Linked DNA regions of Mus musculus: all the other regions are linked to region 1. Evidence: chromatin loops called from intact Hi-C (ENCODE). Cell type or tissue: left cerebral cortex. All regions are shown on one strand. Links, peaks and the distances in the headings refer to the core of each region. The heading gives the core; the rest is flanking DNA.

The links. A loop is a pair of places that touch in the nucleus more often than their neighbours do. Peaks named below come from ENCODE experiments on the same cell type or tissue, not always from the same donor. Only the 100,000 strongest peaks of a DNase experiment are listed, where the experiment ranks them.
Region 2: it touches region 1 in a loop (1.9-fold over the local background); 5 of 42 quality-filtered maps call a loop at or near these places.
Region 3: a loop joins it to region 1, with 2.3 times the contacts of the local background. A loop is called at or near these places in 2 of 42 quality-filtered maps.
Region 4: a loop joins it to region 1, with 4 times the contacts of the local background. A loop is called at or near these places in 7 of 42 quality-filtered maps.
Region 5: it touches region 1 in a loop (3-fold over the local background); 5 of 42 quality-filtered maps call a loop at or near these places.

What each region holds. Positions count from the first base shown.
Region 1 is chr12:52,696,037-52,702,099 of GRCm38, reverse strand. Akap6 (A kinase (PRKA) anchor protein 6) reads right to left here and starts at 2,717. Exons shown (of 14, transcript NM_198111.2): 1 at 2,658-2,717. In left cerebral cortex, for the core only: no CTCF peak of the experiment used is centred there; DNase peaks (open chromatin) are centred at 1,287, 1,562, 1,968, 2,793 and 1 more place; H3K4me3 peaks cover 2,279 bases; H3K27ac peaks cover 2,317 bases.
Region 2 is chr12:52,788,960-52,795,022 of GRCm38, reverse strand. All of the region lies in intron 1 of Akap6 (A kinase (PRKA) anchor protein 6), which reads right to left. Among named protein-coding and RNA genes, the nearest start is that of Gm51971, 6.7 kb to the left of the region's middle. In left cerebral cortex, for the core only: no CTCF peak of the experiment used is centred there; a DNase peak (open chromatin) is centred at 2,509.
Region 3 is chr12:52,816,080-52,822,142 of GRCm38, reverse strand. All of the region lies in intron 2 of Akap6 (A kinase (PRKA) anchor protein 6), which reads right to left. Gm51971 (a long non-coding RNA gene) reads right to left here. Exons shown (of 2, transcript XR_003950181.1): 1 at 3,552-6,063. Among named protein-coding and RNA genes, the nearest start is that of Gm51971, 20 kb to the right of the region's middle. In left cerebral cortex, for the core only: no CTCF peak of the experiment used is centred there; a DNase peak (open chromatin) is centred at 3,344; H3K27ac peaks cover 404 bases.
Region 4 is chr12:52,777,667-52,783,729 of GRCm38, reverse strand. All of the region lies in intron 1 of Akap6 (A kinase (PRKA) anchor protein 6), which reads right to left. Among named protein-coding and RNA genes, the nearest start is that of Gm51971, 18 kb to the left of the region's middle. In left cerebral cortex, for the core only: no CTCF peak of the experiment used is centred there; DNase peaks (open chromatin) are centred at 2,512 and 3,255; H3K27ac peaks cover 632 bases.
Region 5 is chr12:52,770,580-52,776,642 of GRCm38, reverse strand. The region is part of intron 1 of Akap6 (A kinase (PRKA) anchor protein 6); the gene reads right to left. Among named protein-coding and RNA genes, the nearest start is that of Gm51971, 25 kb to the left of the region's middle. In left cerebral cortex, for the core only: no CTCF peak of the experiment used is centred there; DNase peaks (open chromatin) are centred at 2,583, 2,901, 3,433, 4,456 and 1 more place; H3K27ac peaks cover 2,349 bases.

The DNA.
Region 1 (6,063 bases), core at 1,131-5,130:
AGGAATTGGTTCTGTAAAATATGAGTACCAGTGCCCAATCTCCTGAAGTGAGATTGGTACTTTCTATCTCCTGACTCCTCTTGAGAGCTAAACAAGCTGACGCACAAAGCCTGGCTCAGTAAAACTGATAAATAATGAACTGAATAAATAGTAGCTATTAGTTGTTATTGTAATTATCTGTATTAGTCCCACTATAGCCTAGCTATCTAGAAAGATTTAAATCATTATACCTTTGTAAGTCAGTAACAAAACCATAACCAAAAGTATAGGTTAACAGTTTGTGAGACTTACACAGTCTAAACTTGGCCACATGGGCAACACAGTTTTGATAATATTCCAGTCATTATGTACAGCAAAATACTTGAAATTCTAGAAAATTTTCACTGAGGCACCAATAAATCCAGCCACAGAACAAACTCTCTCCCTCCCCCATACACACACACACACACACACACACACACACACACACACACACCACACACCCTTGGGGATATATTAAAACTACCGCAACTGAAATAGCCTTAGCTAGTAATTAAGGCACAGCTAATCAGAGTGCAGAGTGCAGCACAGGCTGTGGTCCTCCAAGAAACAGAACCCTGGGTGACAGCTCTTGCTATCAGGGCTTTGTTCTCCTGGAGCAAAAAAAGCACAAAAGCATAAAGTTGAGGAACTGTGGCTGCATGTTGTGGGGGTTGGGAGGATGACAGGTTTGCCTGCGCTGGGCGGATGTTCCGCTAGCGTGGCAGTCCACACCCGCCAGTGCCCTTCTCCACCCTCAAAGCATGACTTCACTTTTCTAACACTGCCCTTAAGGAATCTGGCCTCCGTGACTTCCAGTAACCATACGTTTCACCCAGGAGGAAGCAGCGGAGAGCACTGTTAGACAAAAGGGGGGAGAATTAAACCAGGAGAAAACCCACTAAACCGCTGCCTTCTGTTTCACTCCTAGCAATTTGTGTCACTGAACAAGTCTTTTCATGTCGCTTCTCGGGAGCAGTACTTCAAGGGGTTCTAACTACTTTCCCTTCCCCCATTAAGGCCTTTCTCCTCCCTTTTACCTGAGAGCTTCTGACTTGGCTGCGTTCACACCCAACGGTCCCAGCAGAGCTCTCTGTTCATACTATGCGTCACACACACAAAAAGCAGGCAGTGAGCATCCATACTACTAATTGCTCGTGGGAAGGCCAGGCCGAATTGACCTCTTCCATCCCATATAGCTGCACGCGAGCAATATAAGCTTAAAAGACTGGGAGTAGCATGTGTGTGGTGTGGGGTAAACAAACTAATTAAACCCCGAGCTGTACCACTCCGCCTAGTGCCTGTGCCTAATGGGACCGCTGTGCCCAACTCCATAGGAGAGAAAAATCAACGCAAGCTGGCTGGAGATGTTGCTTTTCCGGCTTCCTCTGAAATATCTGTTTTAGGCTCCATCTAAACTGTTTAGGCTCCAGCAATCTTAACTAATTACAAGCAACTCAGGGGGTGCTATTCTTTCCAGTAAGACTGTATAAATAAAAACTATCAGCTCGACTGCACTGAAACACAGGACCACTCCCTGACTGTAAGCCGGCAGATTGAACAACTGAACGGGCATGTGCTTTCTCTCCCCCAGTAGCAATCAGTTGCACCAAGGAAATTCATTTCATTTCCCAAAACAAAAGGCAATGATACCCTGTTCCATACTGACCTGTTAGACTGGTTTTTAGCAAATAAAATAGTAACGATTCTTAAAAGCAAGCCCTGGATTAAACGTAAACATCGTATGTTTATCTGGAGCTTTGGAATTGAGTTGAGGTTCCGGGTCCAGAGATTTGCATTCCTAACAAGCATCAAGGCCCCTGACATTTATCCATCACACTGGGTTGGGGCTAGAGTTAAGCATGAGCCCGCGGGCGGGCGGGCGGCAGCGCCACTGGCCTTTCCAGAGTCTCTCTCCCGGGTTATCCTTGACTGTAACTGCCGCAGAGGGGAGACTTGCTCCTCTCTCAGTTACAAACCAGCCTGGAAGCAACTCCAGCTTCAGCCTCTTAACTATGGAGGACATGAATTGAAGAGATTCCACACAAATCAAAAGGCATAGATAATTTCATCTGGTTTCAGTCTTAATGTTTTTAACAAATTATTTCTTGAACATGCAAGAGAATCCCCTTTCACATACACATAAGGTTATGTCAAATGCTTATTCAGCACTCATTCCTTGCCATGAAGAATCTGAAACCCAATGGAGGTAAATACTGAATTCCGTTCTGCAAGTCACTAAATATTTCATAAATCACAGAAGCAAATGGGACCAATTAGCCCTGCCTCATAAAAAAAGAAACATATCTTTACAATGTTAAAATACAATGAACTACACATTTCAGAGCTTATTTAGGCTTTTGCAATAGAAAATTTTCTGTGCTTTTTTTTTTTAATTCATGAGAATACTAAAAATAACAGGCGGAGACGGAGCAAGAAATCTTTGCATTTTGATTTTTATGCGACTCTCACAGGCCTTTGTCTTAACACAGCAGCCTGAAAACAGAATTAGGCAAAACAACCCTTCTTTCTCCAGTCCATTTTAAGCAGACAACATCCCCCCATCCCTGCCTTAGTAGACGCCACAGACTAACCAACAAAACAGCGTCGCAATTAAGGCCCAAACGTTTAACACTCACCATCTCCTGCTCCCAACGTCGCCTTTTGATGTTTACAGCACATCTGTAGGATGCAATACTAGGAGATGCCTTGTTTGACCTGCTGCATGATGCTGTGACATCAGTTCAGATGATGCAGCTCATTATGGGAAAGGCTGCTGTTGCTATGGCAACTGGGATGTGCTAGGAATCCTTGCTGCATTTCCAGTGGAGCCTGAGACAATACAAAAGCCCTGTAAGAAGCAGACAATATGCAAAATGCAGTCCAAAGAAACAGGGCTCCTCATTGGACTAAAATCTGTAAGTTTAAAAGGGGATTTCTTAGAATAATTTTAGAAAACAAAATAAAAATTACCTCTTCGTTTGCTGCTCTACATTGAGAGAATAAAGGTGCAAGTGGAATGTCGATTCAGTACTCAGAAAATACAAACTCGTATTCATGGTTCCCTATCAGGCAATTTGATCGCTCTTCTCCCTGGCTAGTAACGATACCTCTTTAAAAGTTATTAAAAAGAGGTTTAGTTCATCTGACAAAGAGAAAAAGAACAAAGCATGGATTTTGAAACAATTTAAAATGTAATAAACAGCTGACCAAGTGAGTCTAATTCTAAAGTGCACAGACTAATAATCGTCAGAACATGGGCAAAGCCTCCGCCAGCTAGGTCTGCCCTGAGGGTGTTCTCGGGTAGACACCACCCCACAGAGCCTGCTGCTGGAGAACTCGCTACCACTTAACCTTCAGGAGCAGTGAAAAGAGGTTGGATCCTAGAGACCCTTCCCCTATCTGACAGAGAACTCTTCCTACACATGGCCAAAAGGCAAGTATCTTCTGGGGTTAAAATCTGGAACAAGTGGAAGACCTGTAGAAGTTTCTTGTGACTGCCACTCACAACCCTTGGGGTTTGTTTTGTTCTTTTTGAGGCTGTAAGACTGCCTACCAAGGAGGCTATTACTCTCTCCCCTCCCCCACTGGACCTCTGACAGGCACATTAAAACAAGACTCCAGGAGGATTTCTCCAGTTAGTGAAAGGAAAGGAAATCCAAAGAAATCAGTCCTTTCTTTCCAGTGTGAAGCATAAACAAGCATCATGTTGTGACCCTGAGGAGAGCTAACCGTGGACCAGCTACCCATCTCACTCATCTAAGGCTTGCAGGCCACTGACAGAGAAAGGCACAGCCAAGCTGACCTACATCCATTCTGTCTCTACAGCTCTGAGAAAGCACAAAATTCCGAAACCTAATACAGAATGAGACAATTATATTGTCCAATCATCTCTTAATTGTCCCATACTTCTCTTAATCAGCAGCACAGGGGGTGGTGGGGTTGGAGGGGAGGCTCTGAAGGAACTCAGGCAGCCTCCTGTAAAGAAAAACTGATAAAATCAGAAGAGGTGCCACTATCCAGCCTTCCACAGAGCAGCCCTGCCTTGGATGTGAAGTCATGATTGCTCTTGCTTTTCCTAATAAGGAACAAGGAAGGGAAGAACAAGAGTAAAACCTGTGTATACACTCAGCAGCACAACAGAGCTTGACTCCCTTATCTTAGACCACATGGTACTCACACATTGAGAGGTCAGCATGGAACCACTGCAAAGCCCAGAGCACCGACCTGGGGCTCAGGAAATCTACCAGTGATGGTATTTCCTCCGAGAGCTCCTTCTGTGTATTCAGGGTTAGTAGCCTCTCTGGGGCTCAGGGGTTTCGTCTGAGGGAGGATAGACTTAGATAATAATCATGGTTTGCTAATAATATTTAAATTTTTTTTTCCTTTATGTTACAGAGCAAAGCTGGGCTTCCTTCACTGGGGCAGGGGTGAAGAGGCCCAGAGTCAAGACTGTTGGACCCTTCTTGGCATAATTATTAACCCTGCCTGCTATAGAGTACTGCTGGCCTCCCTGAAAAACTCTTAGGCCTCCAGAAATAAATAGGGTGAAAGCCATAGAGCTAGAACAAGATTAGCCTTTGCAGAGAAGGTTCCATAAAGAGAAGAGGGCAGGCCAACAGGACAGACAGATAAAAGAGAATGTCATTTTACCCAGTCATAAGGAGAATGAAATTATGTCATTTGCAGGGAAAGTGGGAAGAACTTACAGATCATGACATTTAGCAAAATAAGTCAGCCTAAGACAGACAAATCCACATTTTCTCTCAATCACACCTGAACACAGTTTCTCAGAATGAGAAAATGTCCATAGTTTCCCTTTCCAGATTCTAGGCATGGTGAGAAAGATCAGACATCTCAGGAAATCTGACATCAAGTCAGATTTTTGACATTCTAGGCTAGCTAAACTACATCTGGATCCATAGGCAGCAGGAAGAGACAGACACTGGGACTGGCTTGGGCTTTTGAAACCTCAAAGCCCACCCTCAGTGACACACTTCCTCCCAAAAGGCCACATCTCCTAATCCTTGTCAAGCAGTGCCACTCCCTGATGACCAGGCATTCAAACATAGGAGCCTATGGGGGCCACTCTTATCAGACCACCACAAATGGCCTGTTGGAAAACAGAAGTGCCAGCATTTAGGAATGTCACTGTTAACACACTTGTGCCATTAGCACTCAATTCTAAGCTCTAGGATCAAATGTTTGGGAAACAGCCAAGGTCACCCAGTGACTGAAGAAGGCCAAGCAGACAACACCCACTGCAGAGGAGATCAAGGAAGGCTAAAGGGCAGGGGATCGTTTCAGAGGCCACACTACAGCTTTGGGCAACAAGGTACAGATACGTCACTTCTTGAGAACAGAACTATGGTCAGAGGAGGGAAGTGAAGCAAGACCCTCACACTGAAAAATTAGAGAGAAGGAAGGCCTGAAAAATAACTTGTGAGAAATCACTTTTTTCAGCGTATTGATGACTTTATTTCTTTTTCATGTGCATAGGTGCTTTGCCTACATGTATATGTGTGCACCATGTGTCTGGTGCCCACAGATACCAGAAGAGGGCATTAGATCCCCTGAAACTGTAATAACAGACAGTGGTGAGCTGGGTGCTAAGAATGGAACCTGTGTCCTCTGGAAGAGCAGTCCATGCTTTTAACTGCTGAGACAGCTCTCCAGCACACGATATCATTTTAAGTGGAATTAAAACAGCTGGATAAGTGTCTCTAACTCTGAAATGTATTGAAAAAAAAAAAGAAAAAACAAGTGGAGACCACATGACACAGCAGGTATTGTCTTTCTGCTCCTTTCAGAGATGACTTTTCACTCTCAAGAAATGAGAGTGACTATGGGTAAAACCATTTGTGAACAGACAGGACGACATGATTTTGGATTCCCTGGCATTCACCTAAAAGCCTGTACCTGTCTCCCAAGAGCTGGGATAGGGAAGAAAAAGGGATCCCAAAGTCTTCCTATCTAAAAAATGTAGCCTAATGGTGAGTGCCAGGGCCAGAGAGAAGCTCTGTCTCAGACAAATAAAGCAGAGTA
Region 2 (6,063 bases), core at 991-4,990, 93 kb before region 1:
AGATACACAAGCAGACAGACAGACGACAGAGATGATAGATATAAATAACATGTAGCAATTCCAAAATGTTAGTTTCTTGAAAAAGAGATTCTACCATAAAGCTCTAATTAATACTGATTAATTAACATCACGCCCAGGTTACATTAATATAATACCCAGTTATGTTGAAATTTTCTGAGGAATTTGGAATTTTAAGAGTAATAAGCTGTTCTGATACATAGTTACCAGTAAAAAGGTGAGATTAACAGCTGCATATCATGGTGAACTAAGTTTACTTTTGAGGATAAAGGTTAGTTACTAACAACGATCATGCTCTTCTGAAAGTGGTCTAGCATAAAATACCCTTTGGCTCTTATGTTTTATAATAAATGGGTGCTATTTCAGCCCTGGGAACAGCTTGTATTCAAGGCTAATGGATTTCTCTGTATTTTACAAGGTTGTGGTGGTGTTTTTGTTTGTCTGTTTGTTTAGTACATTCAAGTTATACTTCCATTACTGACAAGTAACTGATCAAAAGTTCAGAAAGTTAATGTGATTATCAGAAAGCAGCTCACACATTTTGTCAGATTCTTAATATTCACTTAGCAGCTGCCTTTGCTTCCGTTTTGCTATAACAAAGGCCATTACCAAAGCAGTCTGGGGCAGAAACTGCAGGAAAGACCTATTTCACCTCAGAGGTCATAGTCTACCATGACAGGAAGTCAGGGCAGAAACTCAGTCCAGGCACCTGGAGGCAGGATCTGAACTGAAGCAGAGGCCATGGAAGAGTACCGCTTACAGGCTTGCTTCATATCCCCCTGCTCTCTTACGCAGCCCAGGATCGCCAGCCTAAGGGTGGCACCACCCATAGGGCACTGAGCCCTCCCAACATTAATCATTATTCAAGAAAAAGACTACAACCAACCAAAGGGTATACACGGGTGGGTCCATGGCTCCAATATTTATGTAGCAGAGGACTGCCTTCTCTGGCATGAGTGGGAGGGGAGGCACTGGGTCCTCTGGAGGCTTAACGCCCCAGAGAAGGGAGAATCTAGAGGGGTGAGGCAGGAGTGGGTGAGTGGGTGGGTGGGGGAACACCATCTTAGAGGCAAAAGGGAGACAGAGAGACGGAGGTCTGCAGAGGGGAGACTGGGGGACAACATTTGACATGTAAATAAATAAAATAATCATTTTTTAAAAATAGAAACTGTACAATAACACATGGCAGAAAGAGAGAGAGAGAGAGAGAGAGAGAGAAAGAAAGAAAGAAAGAAAGAAAGAAAGAAAGAAAGAAAGAAAGAAAGAAAGAAAGAAAGGAAGGAAGAAGAGAGAGAGACTTGCCCACAGAACAATCTGATCAAAGCATTTTCTCAATTGAGGTTCTGTCTTCCCAGATGACTCTAACTTGTTTCAAGTTAAATAAATAAATAAATAAATAAATAAATAAATAAATAAATAAAATCAGCCAACACTGTAACAAAAATAAAGTTATTCTTATCTATCAATATAGAAGGGGGAAAAAATCAAGACAGCTCCCAGCATGACCAACCTGTAACCATCCACACCTAATGAGCATGGGAAACAACTAGATCTACGGAACTGACAAAATGCTTAAGAGTGGGGTGGGTCCTCGGCATTTCTTAAGTACTCTTCAGGTACTGCTCTACAACCCCTCTCCTGACTTCCTTGTTTCTCCCTCTGCTCTCTGCTCTCTGCTCTCTGATCCCCTCCCCACTCCCTCTCCCGCACTCTCCTCCCCCACCCTCACAAGGACCCATGTAGCACACACTCATGTCAGGCTTATGTATTCAAAACTGACTTTAAAGTTCTGATCATCTTGCTTCTAGCGTCCAAGTGCTGGGACACCTGGAGTGTATTGAGCTAAGTAAAGTTTATCAGTGACCCTTCAGAAGCAAGGTGGTTTGCAAAAGGCAAAGCGCATCTCATTAAGTTGGCTGGCCCCCTTTGCTGCCTGCCTTAGGAAGTCCCCTGGTGACAGGCAGGAGGGAGAAATACATCCCTCAGATTTTCAACCATCTTGTGTTTAAATTTTATTAAATGATAACAATACTAGCCTTAACTAATAAAAATCTCAAGTATAACAAACTTTAACAGAAGGCATCCAATCCCTTCTGAGCTACCTCGGTGCTTCCCAAGCCATACCCCAGTATCACACAGGTGCTGACTCTGACTTCCCCGAACACATCTGAATTATTAATCAGTTCACTGCTTTCTAAGGGACAAATATCAAGTCTCAGAAAAAGAAATCCGATAACAAAGGTTAACGAAGCCTTCTTGTTCAAGGTGGTAAAACTGGTTACAAATGGAGAATGCACTGATGTAACAATGATTGTCTCAAAAACTTGACTGTGCCAAAGGTCAACTAGGAGTCGGGCTGCTGTGCCCTGAGCTGCCTCAGATGCATAGAGTCACCTACATGCCCAAGACCCTGTATGGCACTTACTGACGGGCAGTTTCGTCAGATTCCTAAAGCAAGTGATTCATATCCTACCTTAAACTACAGATTTATCAATGACTCAGCTCACCCGATCACAGAACTGTCTTATCCCACATTTCCATATGTGCTGTCAGGCTACACACAAGTAAGTACAGGGCAAGCACTCAGTGCCTCTCAGACTTAGTTTCCTCAGCTGCAGAATGAAGGGACCGAACTAGAGAAGAATGTGAGACTGCTCATAGTGAGAGATCCAGGGATTTCACAGCCATTACTCTTTCTTTTCTATTCTTATCATGTGTAACTACGACATAGTGGCTCTCCGTTACACTAAAGCACACAAATAGAATCAACTGGCTTCTCATAGTTCATAGGAAAAAAATTATTACTAAGAAAGATAATTTCTAAAGCATAGTTGGCGTTGATAATTTTTCTCAGGAGAATGAACATGACAAGGGCTCCCCTCTAGGAACCGTCCCCTCGAGACTAGTGACATAGACATGGTTCTTGTGTGGGGCCCAAAACAATAGGAACACTAGACAGAAAGGTGTCTGGGGAGGACCAAATGTGCATTACTCCGGAGAGGGCTAGGAAGCCCTGAAAGGCAAACTTCAAAGCAAGATTCTCCCGTGACAAATGTTCAACTAATCCAACTGAAAGGAAGGAACTTTCCCGTGTAGCCCGGGCATGTAGATGAAGCGAGCTTTGCTGAGCTCACACTTGAGTTTCTGTTGTGTACTTTTCCTTACGAATACTTTTGCCACTGAGAAATGAGTGCATGTGTCAAACGCTTAGCAAGCGAGGGACGTGCTATAAGTGAATCAATCACATGGCTCGTGGGAAGCAATTAATATGAACGTTTGATTTTCAATTCTGACAGTTCACATTGCAGCAGAGCAGCAGCCATGGCTACGCTCCCTGGTTTTCGTAAAAATCACATCCGATGGAAAAGATAAACGTATGTAATCCAAGGCAACAGCTTCGACACGCAGAGACCACGGTAGTGATCCTCGGGTGGAGCTTCCTGCCCTTATCCTGGTTACTTTTGAAACATATTCCACTTCAACACAAACAGTGGGGCACGATTTTCTACTTCTAGGTGCTGCAAGTTCTATGCTTTTCCTTCATGAGTCACTTCATAAAGGAAAAGAGGCCTTCTAGTCACAGAGATGTTAGAAAAGAAAACGCCACTAGACAACAGGTCACAACAGTACAAGTGAGAGCATCAGCCCAAGAGCATACAGGTATCCACCGAGCTGCAACTGACTCCAAGAAGACAGAAGACTGATCAATCAGCATTTGAAACCCAAGGGCCTCTCCCTCCCTCCCATCACCAAATGTTTGTCTGTGGTCACCTTCCTTCCCAGCATTAGAGATAATACCTCCTTTTATCCCGGCTCCTGTTAAAAATAGCATCCATCAAATCCTCCCTTTTCCGTGCAACTAAAGGAGAGGCAGTATATGAAGCACAAAGGCAGAAAGAAGTGGCAACCTTAAGTCTTTCCTTATTAATTTGTGTGAGAGTTTTCCCTACCTTACTCTACTTACTATCCCGTGAAGACAGAAGACAATGCACCACGGATTGCTTAATAAGGACTGGTTCTGGTATCTCTCTAGCAGTCCAAACACTTTTGAGGTTCCCAGGATGCATTTGCATATGTTTAGATGAGGGCGGCCTTCTTAGGGAAAATCAAAACGCAAAGACCCGAGCTGTCCAGCCCTCAGATTGCCCATCTCCTTTCTCCTGTAATTTCCCTCTCTTAAATAAGAAGCAGAAAAGTGGGAACCTACCAACTGTACTCACTATAAATGCTTGCTTGGTTCCTAAGGTCCCTTCAGGATTAAGCCTCTGGCTCCTCCTCCTCTGCTCCCCACCCTGGCTTTCCGCTTGTAGCCAAACAAGATAAAGGCCAGTGTCAGCTGCTCCAAGCTGGCAGGGCTGTGCAGCAGCTTAGGTGCTCGGTGACCTAACTCCCAAGTGAGGGCTGCTACCCAGTCCCTATTTGGAAGCCATTGTATATGTCACAGGCTGCAGTCACAGGCAGGGCTTTTGTAAACAGGCAGTGCCGAGTGTGAACTGGGCAAAGGAGATAGTTGCCAAAACACGGACGCCTAAGGAAACAAGTGCTCTGTGGACAGAAGACAGTCAGCCACCGCTCAGAACCAGGACGGTACTCCCCACAAACCAAGCATGTCTGAGGCCAGATAGAGTAAGGGTCACGGTGTGCTAGCTGTCAAAGCTGTCTGACTAAATGGGCTTGTGTGTTCCCTCTTTCCTCAAGAAACTGTTCCTCTCATGTCTGTATTCCATGATGTGAGAATCAGTCTCGTGATTGCATGAACCCACCGTAAGCTTGAACGCAGCCTTCCACTCCCTGCTTGCTCCACGGGGCTAATTTAGTCACATTAACACGTCTGCGTGCTACATGTCGCATCTTACAAAACAGAGGTAGAGGCGATTGTGTTAGGCGTGATCCCATCAATTCTGACCTAACAAACGGTCCTTTTTTTCTCCTTCCCTTTCATTTCCTTCTCTTCTATTCTGATAACCACTTGTCACAGAGCCCATTCATATCGACATTTAGAAAGGAAAAACGCATCTTCTAGACTATTTCAATTTTTGTCTCATAATTTGATTGCATTAAGGAAAACAAACAAACTCAAGAAGTACACCTTATACCTGAGTCTAGGATAGTAGAATGGTCTCTGCAAAGAAAGCACAAGACGAATGTTAGTAATCTGCTTAATTAAACGCCCCACCTACCTAGAGGGATGAGGTTCTAACTCATCTGGCTTTGCATCAGGATGCCTTCCTGCCTCCCTGGATCTTACAGGGTCCACAGATAGGAAATGAACAATTTTAAGTCTAATTGCTGCTGGCGACTTGGTAGTATACATTGAACTGAGGGATGGAAGAGACAGTGGCTGAGGCTCCAAGCGAAATCTCCAGAGCCACGACCTGCGCCTCTTCCTGTGCCTTCTCACCCACCGACCCTATGTTTTCTGGGACTCCTGGGAGTGACACTGTTCTGTCATGGGTCATCTTAGGTAAAGAGAACATCAAGCGCACCTGGGAAGGGGACATGTTGACAAGCAGGCTGGGACAGACCGACACAGTTTAAAGGCTCGCCCTGGAGCTAACGGCCCCTTTCTATGTTTTAATGTCCTCCCACAGACACATGGCTGATTACACCCGCCCCTCACTCAGATAGCCTGTGTGGAAATTATGCTTTTCCCCTCAGCCACGCATCAGTGTTGCGATGGCATCTTCCATCGCAATACTGTGCTTCATAAATCACGATTCTCCCTCGGCCCCTTCTCCCAGATTTTCTGAAGAACAGATAGCCAACCTGGCTAGGCTAGTCTCGTGTTTTCTTTCTTCCAGGACAGAAATAAGTCCTTGTCACCGAGATTCACTTGGCTATGTGAGGCAGTCGGCCACAAAGCCCGCCCCATCATCAGTGTGTATGTGGGTCACGACGAGATGGATGCTCATCACTTTTGCTCCCACCCCAAGCTGACAAAGTCACCTTTAAGTAGTAGGCAGCCACTTTTCTCTTATTTGAGAAAAATGTCTTGAGAAAGACTGGATTTGTAAAACACTCATCTTAAGATAGACATAGTGACAG
Region 3 (6,063 bases), core at 1,009-5,008, 120 kb before region 1:
GCCATCAAACCAACTCTAAGTATGTGTTTCTAAAACTGAAAAGATATTTAAAAAAGATAAATCTGAAATAATGAGCAATTTATCAAATTAAATGCCCCCAAATTTTTTTAACTTTTTAATTTTATATAAAAATTAATATTCCACGGTGACATATTTTCACCTTGGTCTGGTGGAACAAAGCATTCTGTTACCTCGTTTTCTACTGCTTTATAGTTGAAAATATTAGCAAGTTTAAGACCAAGTACTGCTGTGCATGCAAAGCCTTCCTCAGCAGGAGTCATAGAAGCTGCTCTCCATCCAGAAACCTCAGAGGCCTTTGGTTTCCTGCAAAAGCCAGGCACTCTCTCTTTGATTTCAGCACAGGATTCCCTGGAGGGGTTCTGACAGCTCCGGGGTTAAGAGCTCAGCTATAATTTAGGACATATGGATGCTAAATAAATGAATAAATGAGATTGGAAGATCAATTTCTAGCAGCTAGTGGACCTGTAAAACAATTCACGGCTAGTAAAGGTGTAAAGAACAGATGTCTGTGTCATGCTCAGTCACATGTGGGACATCTGTATCATACTCCAACTTCCCTCAAGGCTCAGGGACCAACCGTGGAAAGGACGTAGAAAAGAGCCAGCGGTCAAGGAAGACTGCAGTGAAATCATGTCTTCGGAACATGACCAGACTGTTGCACTCATGAACTCACTGTAGCAAAGACTGCCTGCATAAGACCTGCACAAGATCAAGCCAGTCCAGCACAGAGTCGGGAGGACTCACAGTCCCCCATCTGACATTGTTGACGTGGCCACAGCCGTGTCAAGGAGCCTCAAAGGAACCTTGGAAGTGTCGAAGCCTTCCCTGGGCAAGGCTCAGCCAGATAGCAGAACATCCCTCTGGTCTCAGTGTGGTTGTTGATAATATATACAGACAATGCCCACCTGTAGCTTCCCCACTCCCATGATTATGACCTACGACTGCTCTACTACAGAAACTGTTCCTACCAAGATTAGCCAAACTTGCCTCCTTATTCAGCCATGTGCAATCACCCTGCCTCTCTACTTAATGCCTGCCTCCCTTATATAAATAATCATGCTGAGCCCCCATGATGCTGCAGCTTCTCCATCAGAGAGCGCAGACCACCCCATCCCAGGTTTTCTCTGCCTACGTGTCTGTGTGTTTGTGATTTCTTCATCCTTTGCCCCTCCAGTTAAGTCAACCCCTGGAGATGTACAGAGTGTGGTCCCCACCTCTAGCTGAGGTACTGTTGACAGATGAGGGCTTCTGTGGGTAAGAGACTCAGTTTTCTTTAAGGCTATGGTGCCTGACTGGTCAACCACACATCAGTGGAAGGCCCCACATGCATGAGTATATGAGCAGCACAAATTAGACCAAAGTTATTTAAAAAAAAAAAGACACAAGCTGGGGTGGGGGGAGGAGTGAGGACAGATCTATCTGGAGGGAGGTAAAGGGAAGAGTAGGAAATGAAAATATCAAATATGTTATGTGTATATGTGAAATTCTTACAGAACAAATAGAAAGTAATTTTAAAGTTGAACATTCCAATGAAAAGAGGGACCATGAAGAAGTCTAGCAGTTACAGCCTCCCTGGAAGGGATTCTGAGGCCATTTCAGACAGAGCCTGGAGGTCCTGGACATCTGGCTGGTTTTACAGGCTACTCCTAATCTCCTGCATAACTTAAGGCTGCCTAGTCATTTGATTTCCTATTTTTAAAGGGAACTAAAATTCGAGGTGAACTAAAAACAGAGCGTCTTCCTAAGGAAGGTGACATGGCGTGGCTGCCATTTGTAAGGAGCAGATGCGATTTGTCGTTTGGCCCCAGAGTCAGCATGGACAGTTCTAGGATTCCTGCTGCCGTTTCAAGTGACTGGTAAGCAGCATTGTGAGGTCCGACTTCCACGTGCCTCGCTAGCCTTCATTAAGTATTCGTTTCAAGAATAGACTAAGTAAATGTCAGTTACCCAACACCAGCATGACTTTCACGTTCAAGACAGTAAAATCATCTCCTGACTGTACCCTTCAAAATGGGGGTGGGGTGGTGGGAGGGGGACCCTAAAGGAGACCCCGACTAGACAGTAAGAAGTCGGGGTATTGGGTTCCACCACCTGCTAGGAATGAGCCCCACTAGTTCATTTCATGTCTCTGGAGTCTTGTGTTGTGTATAGAAAGAACAGAATAGTTGGATGGTCTGTCATCTCATTCTCTCCATTCTAACACCAAAACCAAAGTCACCTCACTTCTCTCAGTGTCCTTGGAGAGTTCTGCCTTCCTATTAGCAAATGCCTATGCCTACAATCACAATGATTCTGGAGCCACAGGCTCTACCCCATAAGGAAATCTCCTGGGCCGCAATCTTACCCCGATCTCCACAACTATTCTTTCTTTTGTGTTAAACTAGATAACAACATATTCGTGGTTCCCACCCCTGTCCTTACAACTATCATACAAATTAATATAAATACCATACATGGCCTTGATGTTTTATTTTTAAAGTATTAGTATGTTTATATTACTTGTATCTCGTGATTACCCAGTAAGGGACAGGGTAAGTATTCTAATGGCTCTAGTTTAAATGGCAAAGTTCAGTGACTCACAGCAGGCCAAAGGAATTACAGTCATTTGATACAGTTGCTAAAGGGTAGCTTGGAAATATGAACCAAAATTGGACAATGTAGACCAATTCCAATTTTCAACATTTAGATAAGTATACGAAGGCAAATATGCAAAAAAAAGAGTCAAATTGTTTTCAAAACAGGGAAAATAGAAGCAATCTATATATTTATCCGTAGATAAGTGAATTAAGGACCATCCAAGCAGTAGAACACAATGGAGCACTTATAGTAAGAGCAAAGGACCCTGTATGATACAGTAGAACTATGGAGAGAAGGTAAGTTAGCCTGCTCTACAGTGTGGCTCCTCCCCTGGGCAGAAGCCGTTCTCTGGGCTTTCCAGTCCAGTCCGACACGCTCTACCCTTACTGTGTTTGAGCATGTAACTGAGTTTTTGTTAGTTTAAGTTCATTTTAATTAATTTAAATTTAAATAATCGCATGTGACCAGACGCTACCCTACTGGACAGGATGGTGAGATAGACATAGATATTTCACGTGTTACTTTATAAACAGAAAAGTATGTAAAAATCAACACAAACACCACGAACAACAAAAAGCAATCGGGACCACATCTAGAGGACAGCCAGGAGATACAGAAGAGATTTAGTCAACAGAAACTTCTCCAGAGACGCTGCTGTGCGGGGAGCAGGGTGTGGTGTATGCATGTGGTTTCCATACCGTGCATGACTGTGCTCCTTGGAAAGTTTCCTAGATACCAGTCCACACGCCCACAAATAAACAAGAGCATGCCAAGAAAGCAGCGTCCTCTGTTGCAGCTCCCCAGGAGATGAAGAAGAGAGGAGGATCATGGGAGGGAGCAGAAAGTAGAAGCTGGAACCCTGACAGCAGGGTCCTTTTTCCTGAGAGGGTAATAAATTATTCAGCTCCCAGAATGGATTTGTGGGAAGTAGGAAGCTTGTGTTTTCTACTTACCAGCTTTGAGTATATCAAAATGGAGAACTCAACAACACACCGTATTTTCTCATGTAGCAGCCAGCCTAAAAGAGAGTCTTGAGAATCGTGCAAACCAGCTAACAGTTAACGTAATTTTTGACCTACACAAAGCATGGGGTGGGGGCTGGGTTGTCTGTTGCAGTGTTTCCCAAGTCTGATCTGTTTGCAGATAGGAAGCCTTTCTCCGTCAAATGAGGTTTTCATTGCCAGATTGTTAGACAGCTGAGAAAAAAGATAATAATCAAGCTCTCTCTTTTTTTTCATTTGTGGTTTTCTCAGCTTGGGTTATTAGAAATGAAACATAGTAATACTTCATTAGAGATTCCGGAATCAGAGAAGCTTCCTGGTGCTGGGCACATCGCTCAGTTAATTCAGCGCTTGTCTGGCATGAACAAGGCTCCAAATTCAAACCTCAGTATCTAGGGAAAAAGTAAGAAAGGGGGCAGGATGGTATAGAGGGGTGAGGGAAGGAAGGAAAAGAAAGAGGCAAGAGGAAAAGGAAGGGAAAAATAAGCTGGAGAGATGGCTCAGTCAGTATAACATTTGCCTTGGAAGCGGGAGGTCTTGAGTTCGATCCCCAGAGCCTACAGAAAATCACGGGTGTGGCGGGTGTGGCAGTACATGCTAGTGATCCCAGAATTGAGGAGGCTGTACTGACTGAAGCCAATGGAAAGACCTGTCTGAAGGTGTGCAGCAACTGAGTAAGGACACCTGAGATTAGCCTCCCACAAGCCCATGCAGGCGTGTGCACACACGCATGCCTTCACACCCTCCCCAAACACATCACAAGGAGCTTTATCAGCCCAGTTGACTACATTGGTCCAAGTTTATCATTCCATTTTGAGTGTGTGTGTGTGTGTGTGTGTGTGTGTGTGTGTGTGTGTATGCTCATGTGCATGCGAAGTTACATGAGCACAACCAGGGACGGATATCTGGTGCTCTGCTCTGTGATGTTCTGCCTTATTCCCTCGAGGCGGGGTCTCCCAATGGACCTGGAGCTAGGCTGGGCCAGCAAGCCCTAATGACACCCGACAGCCATATAGACTCTGAGGTGACAGGTGTTCATGTGTGAGCATAGTTAGCTTTTTACACGGTTCTGGCAATCTGAACTTAGTCCTCAATACTTGTATAGCTAAGCTCTCTTACCTGCTGTGCGATCTCCCTACCTTAAACTATATCATTCCTACTAAAATAAAACAAACCAAGACAAGAAAGCTATAAAGGAATTTCTCAATGTCACTTTTTAGCGGGAAACCAAAAACTTTCATGGAGAGTTAAGGAAAGAGGAAACATTTGGTACCGATGTACTTTGTTATATGGAAATGAGGTTTTAGGTGCTAACATTAAAAACTGCACTATCATTAATGCTGAGGAAGACTTAGAGACAACCAGTACTGCGTACAGGGATCTCGGTGTGAACACACGCTGATGTAGGAACACAGTGTTCTGTGGGGTTTGTTTTTATCTTGACAGGAAATCAGGTTTATTTTTATCATATTCTATTGACCACAATTTCGAACAATAAATAGCCTGCTTCTTTTAAGCATGGCTAAGGATAATTTTGTTGTGTTTTAGTATCTATCAGTAAATTATATAGGAGTCTAACTATGATTGGTAGTGTATATACTTGCCACTAATCTAGCACATGTATCCATGTATTCACTTATTAACTAAAGTCACAGGAGTGGCAGCAGTGTTTTGGTTGGGAAACTGTCACAGTTATATTTACTAAGATTTATGTGATCTTTGAGAAATTTCAGAGTTTTACACAATGGTCCTTCTTGGTTTTAACAACAGCCTTCCAAGTAAGATATTTACAACTAAAGATATTAAGACTCACAGAAGTTATCGTACTGTTTGGTGTCTAATTCCTAGTAAGTAATAGAGACCAGACCATAAGAACCAGGCCTGCATCAGCATACGCAAGCAGTTCCACTCAGCCTTGCTCTTGGTCACCCTGACACTCGGGATGACAGGAAACCAGGAATCACAACCCTTTGGGAGACTGAAGAATCCCCATTGTGAGCTGTTGAGACTGACGGCTGAGTCTCATTCTCTCAGGGTGCTTTTGAAATCTCTGAGGCAGCTTGTACTAAATGAGCCATCATCTAGGAAGCAGGCTGGGACATCCCAGTATACACTGAACACTCGACAAGACAACTACTAGAGTTCAGAATACCCTTCATTGCCATGGTAGTCACAGCCCTCATGGTTGGGACCTGACCTTTAGGGTTGGGGGCATGGCTCAGCTGGTAATATGGTTGCCTAGTAGTCACAGCCTTCTGTGCTCCATCCACAGCTTTGCGTACATGGGAGGTAGCAGGGCCTGTGTTAATCCTAACACTTGGGGAGAGGGTGGGGGCAGTAGGATCAGAAGTTCAGGGTCATCCAAAGCTAAGTAATAAATTCAAAGCCAGCTGAGGATGCATTGAGACCTTGTCCTAAAGACCCAAACCAAACAAGACACAAACAAAAAGAAGAAAAAAAAAGC
Region 4 (6,063 bases), core at 1,477-5,476, 81 kb before region 1:
TGTTTATATTGGAAGATATAAAAGCACGAGGCATAAGCTCTCTTCCACTGGATTCTTGTTTTTTAATAAATTAATTCATTCATTGTTTAATAAAAACACATAGCTACAATAGGTCTTCTGATTAGGAGCTAATGACTTCAAATCTCTACAAAGAGTACAATAGCTCTTCTATCAACCTTAGAAGACTATGGTTTGAATTCCACCAGACACTTTGGCAGCTCTTCCATTCATCAAAGGCAACAAAAAGATTTATATTTTGAATTTAGGGCTTGTCTTAATGTCAGGAACATCAAGGACCACAGCCTGGATACCACTCAAAGACCGACTCACAGTCTCTCACCTATGCCATCGGCATGCTAGGGCCTGAAAGCAAAGTCCGCCAGCTGGCTGCTCTCTCCACTTGCCACCACCTGAGCTGGGCTGCGGAGAGAAAGAGGAAGCTGCAGTTTCCAGGAGGTCACAATCTGAGCTGCTCTCTTACTCTGCGACTCAGCTAAGCCTGTAGCCACGCCCCACACAGGGGAGCAACTCGCGGCATTCACCAGCAGTTTGGTGGCATGGAAGATGACTGTGCACCCAACGTTTCCATTTTTCATGTCTTTCCCCTGTAGGCAGTAGTTTCTCATAATTGATGTGGCAATCAGAAACAGCGGGGCCTTCTCAGTAACCTATGTCTGTCTCCTTTTGACTCATGCACCACATCGCAGTCAGATCCATCACATGACACAGCTACTTTTGTTCCCACTTAGTCATTTACAGCAGCTACAAAAGAATCTCAGATACAGTCTGCTCGCTGTGGCTTCTGTTTATCGCACACTTTGCCGTGATCCTGACGTTGCTAACAGTTCTGAATGATTCAGGAGCTGACATGCCTCCTGGAGGTCCTTTGAGTTTCTTCAGCAAGAAATGCTATTTTGCCTGCCAGTTAAATGAGTGATATGGAATATTTGTAACAGTCAGCTGCTTCAATTTTTTAAAAAATAATTTGGGGGTGATCTATAATAACCTGATTCTATGTGGTAAGGGTTCTATTTCATTCTTTTAACATATAATAGAACACCAGTAGCTGGAAGGCTACAGTTTCCCTCCTTCAATGTGAAAATTGATGTGATTTTTTAAAATTAGAATACAATTACATCATTTCCCCTTCCCTTTCTTCTCTCCTATTCTTCCTATGTATTCTGCCTTGCTCATTCTCAAATTGACTACCTCTTTCTCTTTAATTGTAGTTGTGGGATGTGTGTATGTGTGTGTATCTCAAAATATAAATGCGATCTAAACAGTCCACAGAATATTACTTGTACATATATGATTTCAGGACTGACCACTTAGTAATTAGATAACCAATTGGAGAGTCTTCCCTGGGGAAGACGATTTCTCCTGACCTCAGAATTCCTTAGTCACCTGTAGGTTTTTGTCTAGAGCTGGGGCCCCATGAGCCCTCCCCTTTCCTTCTTAACATGTGTATTGATATCATACTTGTTTAAGTCTTGTTTAGACAGCTGCGTTGATGAGACTTCAAGAGTGCAGCCTCTGTGACATTTCTGGGAGATGCAGTCTCGCAGCAACCTTCCTGATTTCCTAGCTCCTACAGTCTTTCTGTTTCCTTGTCTGCTATGATCCCTGAAACTTAGATACCGGAGTTGTGTTGTAGATCTATTGGTTGGAGATGGGCTCCATACAATCACTTATTGTCTGCATTTGTATCAGTTGTAGTTTCCTCTAATGGTCTCCATCTGTTCTTTCTTTAAGGTGAAACATATTACTTATCTCTGTGTATAAGGATAAATATTTAAAATGTAGATGTGGATAATGCTGGTTGAGTCAAGTGACAGTTGTAGGTTCTTCTCCAAGGTTCATTATTTTACTAGCCTGAGGTAGTTGACTAGGTTTCCAGGACCAGGCGTGGTTTTCCTCTTGTTGATCAGATCTTACATTCAGGTAAATAGCTGAAGGTTACTACCAAGACATGAGCACCACTATTATACCCTTTGGAATACTGTGCCACTCTGGTTCTTGTGGTTCATAGTTGTCGTTGATGGGCAGGGTCCCTTCGAGGGTTGCTTCCCTCCCTTAGAGGTTTCTGTGGTGGTTCTGGTACCATGAAAGATAGACCAGAGGGGAAGGAGATTTTCAGGGTAGATCAAGTTTGGATCCTCAGAATCCTGTGTCCAAAGTGTTTAGTGTCTTCAGAAATAGGAGTTTGTTTTCATCCTCTGGGAGGTAATGAAGAGCAACTGACATAGCTCATGTTTATGATATGAAATTTCTAAAGAAAACAATTAGCCCTATCTATAAGAATCAGAGGGATATGCTAGCTGACAGTTTAAGGGGAGAAGGGGATGGTTGGCTCCGTTAAATTTGCATTGACCAAAGTATTCTGGCAAAAAGTGAATCAGCATGAGCTCACCCTTTATGCCCCCCCCCCCGCCCCGCCCACACACACACTCCCAACAGCTGCAGCTCCTAAGCTCAGTGTCTTCTCACCTGAAAAGAGCAGCCTCAGCACTTCTCAGTCAGGTTTCCCAAAGGATGCTTTAAAGGAGGAAATGCCTCGCACTTAACAAACTTCGTCAAAATGTGCCGAGATGTATCCATATCTAAATGCAGCAAGGTTTCCATTACAACAGAAACCTGGCGTGCAGGAAGAACATTGTCCCAAACTCAGATTATAAAGCAGTCACTTGAGTCAAATAGCACTGGGTTTTATTCTTCAAGGACTTATAAAGAAAAAAATAGACAAACTGGGCTTCACAAAAACTTAAAACATTTGTAAACAAACAAACAAACAAACAAACAAAAAACCCACCCAGTATCAACACAAAAAACAGCAAGAGAAATACCAATAAATAATGTATATGAAAAAGGATCAACAAATAGAACATACAGAAAACTTAAGGACACAAAAACAAAAACAACCCAATTTTAAAAATGAGCAAAGAACTAAAATATATATTTCTCCAAAGAAGGTATAAAATGGCTAATAAATCCACAAAGCATTATCAAACATCAGCAACCATTAGGGAAACGCTCACCAAAGCTAGAAGAGACTACCTCCCCAACAAACAAACAAGCAAGCGAAAGCATGAGGGTGTAGAAATATCAGAACCTTTATGTTAACATAAGTATGAAGCAACCCAGCCCTGTAGGAAACAATGTGGCAGTTCTGGAAGAAATTAAAAATAGAATCAGCAGCCAGAAAAGATCCAAGAAAAAAAAATTCCCTTTTTGGATACAGAGCCAAAAAGGAACGAAAACATCCTCAGAGAGAGAAAATCGTGTACTCGTGTTCAATAGCAGCAGTGTTCACAACAGCCACAACATGGAAGCAACCAGGGCTCATCCATCAGCCGATGAATGGATAAACAAAATGTAGTAAATACACACAATAGGGTATTATTCAGGCTTAAATGGGAAAGGCATTCTGACACAAGATGAATGAACCTCGGAGACAGTATGCTAAGTGAAACAAGCCTATCACAAAAGGACACATACTCTATGATTTCACTTAGACAGCCAAAACCACAAAGACGGGCAGTAAAGTGTGGGTAGTCAGGGGGTGAGGGAAGGTGAATAAGGAGTTACTTCTTGGTAAAGTTTACAGACAGGGAGTAAGATGTTTGTGGGGATGGCTACACAACGATATGAATGTTTTTAATTCCACCGAGTGATTAATTTTAAAATTATTCTTACCAAAAATGCTTATAAAGAAGAAAAATATATTTTTGCACATGCATGAAATTCCCGACATATAAATATATCTAAATAAAGGTGATCTTTATGATAAATTCATGTCACGTGTCTCTTAACAGAATTGTTAATAAGTGAGGTCTAATAATAAAATCAAGGGAGTGTCAAAAATCATGAAAGTTCGAATTCTATAGATCTAAAATTTCAGCTAAATGAATATTGGATCTCATATTGATACATGAATTGATTTCAAGCACAATTCAGGACACAACCTAAAAACACATAATCAATATTGTGATTGTTAGTGTTAATTGTCAACTAGACAGAATCTAGAATCACCCGGGAGACAGGTCTGGTCCTGCCTGTAAGGGATTTTCTTGATTACGTTAATTGAGGTAGGAAACAGCATCTTAACTGTGGGCTGCACCATTCCCTAGGCTGGGATCCTGAACTGTGTAATGGACCATAGATAAACATGGTGAGACTAGTATTCACTGTCCTCTGTACCTTATTGTTGACTTATTGTGAACAGTTGCTTCAAGCTCCTGCTGTCTTGACTTCTCTGACTGTACCACAGAACCGTGGGCAGGAATCAACCCTTTCTCCTTTGAGTTGTTTTTTGTCAGAGTATTTTGTCACAAACGGGAAAAGAAGCTTAGATAACAACCAAGAAAATTTCTCAGTACTACCTGAATATCGGCATCATTTCAACATCTGCCCAAACCCTGGAGAATGTGTGCTGCCACAGAAATACTTTAGGATGGCATTATCTCAGAGCTGCTGTGAGTCACTGTCTGTAAGGCATTAGATCTCCCAAAGAATATGTAACCATGAAGACTTGACCATACACACTTCTTAGATACTAATTCTTTCTGAGTACCAAGAATATCTAAGTCCCTAAAGTACTGGAGACACATATCTAAACTCTCATCCTGGATTAACCCTTTCCTCTCCAAGTTTGTTTTGGTCATGGTGTTTTGTCACAGCAATAAAGAGCGAATCAAAGTCATCCACTGTCACCAACCATTTCCCTCCCCTAGGACAAAACTGGACAGACATAGAAACCACTCAGAAGTTTCAGTGGGCCATACTCTTTCTCAACTTGGCTATAAAATGTAAGTGCTTTAAATATTTCTTTATATTTTGCATTACCTCAAAATATTCTCTTAACAGTAGAAATAACATATATTAATATATACATGTATGATAATAAATGTCTACTATGGGATAAGGTTAGCTCAAGTGAGTCTTTTTTCTCTATCAAAATGCAAACAAGCAGGTCAATGAATTCTGCTGCAAAATTTCATAAGGGGAGCTCTGTCAACCAGGAGAGTAAAACCTCCTCCTGAAGGGATGGACGTTCTCAGAGTAGAGTAAGCAGAACATCACGCCCTCAGAGGGGACTGTTTGACCTAAGTTCTGCAATGTACCACGGACACAATACTTACAAATGGCTATATCTGGGAACTCTATCTCCAACCACCATTTTCTGAAACTGAGCTACTAACATTAGCTTCTTTTTGTTGCTGTTGTTGTTGTTTCTTTTTTTCGGGACAGGGTTTCTCTGGACAGCCTTGGCTGTCCTGGAACTCACTTTGTAGACCAGGCTGGCCTCGAACTCAGAAATCCACCTGCCTCTGCCTCCCGAGTGCAGGGATTAAAGGCGTGCGCCACCACGCCCAGCTTCTAACATTAGCTTCTGATAAGAGCTAATTTTATAAAAGTCAGTATTACATAGTTTGGGGTTTTTTTTTTTTTGTCTTTTGTTTTTTGTTGTTTTGTTGTTGTTGTTGTTTTGTTGTTGTTGTTTTGTTGTTTTTGATGATGAGCCAGAACTGACACACGGGCAATTAAAAAACACAATAAACAAACAAAACAAAAGCAATATGTCTACTCTTAAAGATCTCTGGGTAATTGGCAAAGTCAGAAATGAGGAGTTGTGTTAAAAGAAATAACGTCTAAGAAGATGTGTAAGCTAAATCCTTAGCTAGCAATGGAGAAAATAACAGGCAGATTTACATATAGGAAGACCGCCCAAGTGCCCAGAACCAGTGGCATCTATTCAACCTAGGTGTGAGGTGAACGTGGTCAAAGAATAAAATCTTCTGGAAGCCAATTTAGTTATTTATGTATTTAGGTAAATTATATTCATTGTTAGAAAATTATTTTATTATAACTACTAACAGAATAATGGTACATGCTAGTGAGACTCACTTTACGCTTTCCATACATGCATGTAACATGCATTAATCATAATGTTCACTCTCCACTCTCCCCTTTCCTCTTCCAACTCCTACACAGTTTCCAACGTTCCTCCTCCACTCTCAGCTCCTCTTCTTGGTTTTGTTTTTTGTTTTTTTTTGTTTTTGGTTT
Region 5 (6,063 bases), core at 664-4,663, 75 kb before region 1:
TGCTGGTGGTGGTAGTGGTAATATTGGTATCCTTGCCAGATTTTGTGGTAGAGTAATGCAGACTTCAGAGAATACATTTCAAGGGTTTTCTTTCAATTTTATGGGATAGTCTGAGAAGTATCACAGTTATTTCTCCACTACAAGTTGGTAAAGGTCAGCAGGGAAGCCTTCCCATCTGAAACGAATTTGAAGACTTGTTACAGGTCTGACATTGTTCCTTGTTACCTGTCTGCTTGGGTTTTTATAGCCTCTCCATTCATAGAAGTCCATAAATATGGATTTTTGTGGATTTCCCCCAATGTATTAACATACTGTTCTTTTAAAAATTGGTCTGGGATATAGGTCAATGATGCAGTGCTTCTCTGATATCCACATGTTTCCTTCATTTTGTTGATTTTCTTTGGATTACTTTAAATATTTATTCTTTATTTCTGTAATTTAAGTAGAATTCTAAGTTCTTATTGCTTGGAGTATATCCTTCTCCAGAAAAATTAGAATAGAGGATCTCTTTTCTAAGACACAAAATATAGCTGTAGGAAGGAGTAACCTACCCTTAACTTGGAAATTTGGTCAATATATACCTACTGGATGTTTACATTTATCTTTCATATTCTATTAATAAACAGCCTCTTTATCCAACAACAGAGTTTCTCAACCTTGACACTGTTAAAATTTGGCTCAAACCATTCTTTGTCACGTCAGCACTATGGAGTGCTCAGCTGCTGTGGTCTCTGCCTACTATGTGCAAGGAATATTCACCCACTTCTGCAGTCGTGACAATCAGAAGTGTCTGTAGATACCACTGAATGTTCCCTGGGAAGTAAAAGCCTCCAGAGAACTCCAGATTTCTCAGGAGGCAGGGGCAGGGGCAGGGGCAGGGGCAGGGGCAGGGGCAGGGGCAGGGGCAGGGGCAGGGGCAGGGGCAGGGGCAGGGGCAGGGGCAGGGGCAGGGGCAGGGGCAGGGGCAGGCAGAGCTCTGTTAGTTCAAGGTCAGCCTGTTCTATAAAAGTTCCAGGAAAGCCAGGGCTAGGTAAAGAGATCCTGTCTCACAACAAACAAACAAGACGTCCAGCTTCATATCGAAGCTTATAGACAAGCCTCTACCATATATGCAGAGTTGTAAATCAACTGCTTAGATAAAAATTGACATTAACTAAAACTATGCATGGGTGAGTATAGATACACTCTGCATTTATACATGAATTCATCATATGAAGAATAAAGTGATTTAGTGCATCTCATTCATATTATTTTATTCTTTAGAATATTTAAACTAAAAAGAAGTCCTAAAGAACATTGTACAAGTAAAAATCTAACAAAAATAACTACTAATGCAGTGTATCTATGGAGAATTTAATTGGGCCAGCTTTTTCACAGAATTTTAAATATTTGCCTTTTAGCAGTTAAAATTATGTTTTCATCATCATAATAACCTCCTAAAACTCTCCTACATGAACAAGAGGACTGAGGGAGAAGCTGACATTGTTTTGAAAACAGAATTTTATTTCCTTTTATGCTATTTGCTGCTTTGTCTGTTTAGAAGAGGACAGACAGTCAATATGGGAAGTGTGTTTAGCATGTAAGAAGAGTCTTTTTAGAAGAAACAGTTTCAAAGTGGAAAGGAACCTCTGAACCCCACCCCCACCCCACAATCCCACCTCCCCCACCCCCCTCCTCCAGTAAGGCACCCATTGATTCCCTGGGCGTTGTCTTTCCCTCTGCCTGCCCCTGTAAAATCTAAGTGACTAGTGTTAACTGTGAAATCATCTTTAGATTTCTAAAGCTTAGAACATTTTGTAACTCTCGGATACAATGTTCCCTTTCTTCTTTAGTCCTGCCAGGAGCTAACATGAAGCGTGTAAGTTAGTGTGAGGTCTAACTTTGCTGAAAAGTAACACATTTACATCAACAATTACAGAAACTGGCTCCAAGAAAGGATGAAGACCCTGTCAGTATCTGTCCTCCTTTCTTTCCTTATGTAAGCCCTTTCACGTATTTGGGTTCCCAAAGACAGTCTTATTTAGAGAGACAATGGCCCTTCCTGTTCTCAGGAACCAGCTCTTGAAGAAACCTGATTTTCTCCCAGCTGCTGCTTTCTGAGCATCGCCTTGCCAGCAGTGAGCAGATGGGCTCGGCCGTGTTAACAACCGAGGGAAGACTCATTGGTTCTGGCAAATGCTCAAGTACATAGCGCTGCTATTTTTTTTAAAGAAAATAGTTTAATTGTTGATCATTTTTGAATAAGAAGAGATTCTTTGGCTACCAAGAAACAATTTAAAAAGCTTACCATATATAAAATTAGTATTCCAACCCATCCTATAACTCTAAACACTGAAGGTGATTTAGTAAAGATTCTCTTTAACCTGGAACCTATTCCTTTCAAGGCTCTAGACCAATTTAAATCAATTGACATAACAGGCAAATAATACAATGGAGAATTTTACAAGACAATGTAACATTTGAAGGCTCCTTAAAATTTTAATTATGACTTTCAATAGACTTTTGTTTTTTCCCCCTTCCTTCCCTGTTCATCTCCACTTGCATAATCCTGGCTCACATCCAGCCAGTCTTAAAGAAAATTCTGCTCAGCCACCTACTCTCAAGTGCTCACCACGCTGCGTCAAACAGTAATTTTATTCAGCCATGACAGCTTCTGTCTTCTTCTGTGTTACAGTGCTATGAATTATAGAGCTGATAATTTGTGCATATAATAGAATTCCTAGGCGCATGCACACACACACACACACATAAAACACACTCATGTGCACATACATACACACACATATACATTCATACACATACACACACAAACACAATACCCACACATACACACATTTACACAGAGACACACAAACATACAAACATACCACATGTACACATACACACACAGAGGCTTGCATGCATGCACATAAACCCACACACTCATACACACTCACATAGCCACACACAACACTCACACACACACAGAGACATACCACACACACACACACTCCCTCACAGACTCCCTCACATACACACTCACCTCCAGAAAAAGTCCAATGTGATATTGTTCTACATACTATTTAGAAAGGAGACCCTGTGGAATGCTAGATATTTTTGGTGCCTGAGTTCCTGTTTGACCTTAAAATCGAACATTTCATCCAGATCCAACCTACCTCCTCTTTGTTCTAATGTTATGCCTTCTAATGCACAATCTTGAGGAGTGTGTCATTGTGTGGATGTGCGTAGTATTAGAGGTTGACCAAGATAGGTGGGCTCTACACTGTTGTTCCTGGTGTCATTTGCTAGGAAGGTTTAACATCTACAACTACTGGTTTTCACAAAATTGTTAGAAAATGCAGCAAGAATGACAGAGCTATCAGAAGGGGGAATGCGGGAAAAAGCAAAACCAGAGAGAATCCCAGACCTTACCAGCACTCATTTATTGCCAGGTTTAGGAGCCCTGCGAGCTTGCCAGCACTTCTGTTCCAGGCAGTCTCCCTAGTTCCTGCGTCAGGCCTGACCAGGTAGGATCAACTTCCCTTCCTTGCACTGCAGAAGCTGGGCTCCTTTCTGTGCCCATTTGGAGAGTTGCTTGGACATAGATGAGCCACACAGCTGATGCTGGCCAGGCCTGAGAACAGTGGGGGTCTACATCGTTTGTTTAACTCTCTGAACATAAACTTGGCAGAAGGCTAAGTTACCAAGCAACTGCATTTCTGACATAAAGCCTTTTAACAACCTTTTCCATAGATTACTAAAAGTTCCCAGAACAAATTCTTTCCTAGTCTAGTAAAGAAAACAGAAGTGGCCGGGGGGGGGGGGGGGGTGTAAGGGGGGCCAGGATGGAAGCAAGAAAAACAGGAAGAGACTTCAATGGAGACTCTTGAGTGAAGGGTGCAGGCATCCAGAAGAAGCAAGTACCAATGAAGGATGGTACACACTGATCGCAGCATGGCATTTGCTGCAAGACTGCAGGCTGCTGTGGCTTTCACTTATTTCACTTAGTGTGTAGGATTACATAGACTTTTCTCTCGGTTATAGTCACTCACACTCACTTCACTCACTTCAAGTACATGTACGTCTAATACGACATAATCCATGGAGTGAGTACGAAGCTAGCTGACTTGACAGTTTCATGCAAACAGACAAGGAAGAACTCGGAGGGGGGGGGGGGAGTGGGAACTCAACATCGGGGCAGCCAACCCTCTTTCCTTTCCCTGGCTTTGTGTCTGTCATGCATACAATGAATACATCATTTGTGGAGAATTTTTAAATAACAATAAATCAACCAAAACACAACCTGTCCTTTATTAACACCATAGCCAAAACTCTAAAGTCAGAATTGCCAGAATTTTCGCACGTACATCAACTTCCAACTGCTCTGACTGTGTTCCCTCTGCTTCCTCTCTTTTCCTGAAATTTACTTCTTATAACATTGTACTCCATAGAGGAGTCAGTTCAGACAGCCTCCAGTTCCAGTGTGAATCCCAACACTTCTCTGACTTGGCGGCAGGCTCAGTTGTAGGGTCCTGGCAGATGGGAGTCCTTCCTTCCGCAGAGCCTCCAGAATTCCATTTAAACGGTTGTTTGCAAACAACATAGGAAGAACGTAAACAGGAGCTCTGTCAATTATGTCATTGTGTATGGATACTTGGGGTTTGAAGCTCATGTTTAAAATGTAAAACCATGGTACACAGTGCGAGCTGTAAAGTATAAATTTCACTTGGCAAATGCAAAGTTATAGATGAAATGTGACATATTTCGCTGAATTTCAAAAGTGTTACCGTTGGAACTTAATCTTTATAAAATGGTAATTAAAGCTGTTGTAGAATTTAAAGGTAAATAAAGAGAACAATTGCCATGGCTGACTAGTTACGTGATTATCATAGAAAACAATTACAAGCAGGGGGAAGGTATTTAAAATGACTTGTTCTAGACCAGCCATGTGGCTAAGAGATCAAGGAGCCTGCCACCAACCCTGTTGACCTGAGCCATCCCTGGAGCCCACAGTGGGAGGCGGGAACTGAGTTCCACAAATTGTCCACTGACCTCCACAGGCACTTGGTGGCACACACATCCCCGTATACATGTGCATACACAAGTGCGCACGCTCACGAGCACACACACACACACACACACACACACACACACACACACACAAATTGATTAATTAATTAATTAATTAATTAATAACATGCACTGAGTGTGCAGATCCATTGCCTGTAGAGTCTCTGAACAGCCTCCTTTGGCTTGTGACTGAACTATAGGGAAACACAGCCAGAAGTGTCAAAGGGAGACGGTGGGATACCGCTCCCACTTCCGCTTGCAGAGGGTCCTGACTTGACCACATCCTTTGCTTGGATCAGAGTTCACAACTCCTATTGAAATTCTCTCCACACTGTCCTCTCTTCCCCTCTGTTCTAAATTATGGTAATGACGTAGGTAAGGTAGAAAAAAGCAAGTATTCGATACTGCTTTATCGCTTTATTCAGTGACTTAGTCCCAGCACTGCTTACACTGCCTATATGCTAAGCACGACTTCACTTGCTACCTGGGGGCAAAATGACCTGGAGAAATAGCCAAACAGTGGGTCATTGCCCTTAACAACCTGGTGACTGCCAGGTACACTTCTGTGAAGTCTTGCTGACTCTCCCCCCCCCCCCTCATTTTGTGTTTTTAAAACATAAATTGAGAATTCAGACTAGACCCAGCATCAAAACCTTTCAGCCCTCCTGGCTTCTGGTGACACCTCTGCTCTCACTGGTGTTGGAGTGACATTCCAGGAAGATTCCACCAAACTAATTGTTTGCCCCACGTGCCAGATCAACCCCAGGGGGGCAAAGAAACTGCTCTTAAACCTCATGAGTCTCAGGACCCTTCAAAATCTTTCATAGTTTCCATATGTCCTGCCCATATCTTTCAAAATTTAGTGCAACCCTGAAAGCTTTAGACATAACTATTTTTTTCCTGAGACTGTCTGTACATATACACACATAATGTATATATATATATTATATAGCTATATATGATTATTTGTACATATATTAAGGATATATATCCCTATAATGATATAATACATTT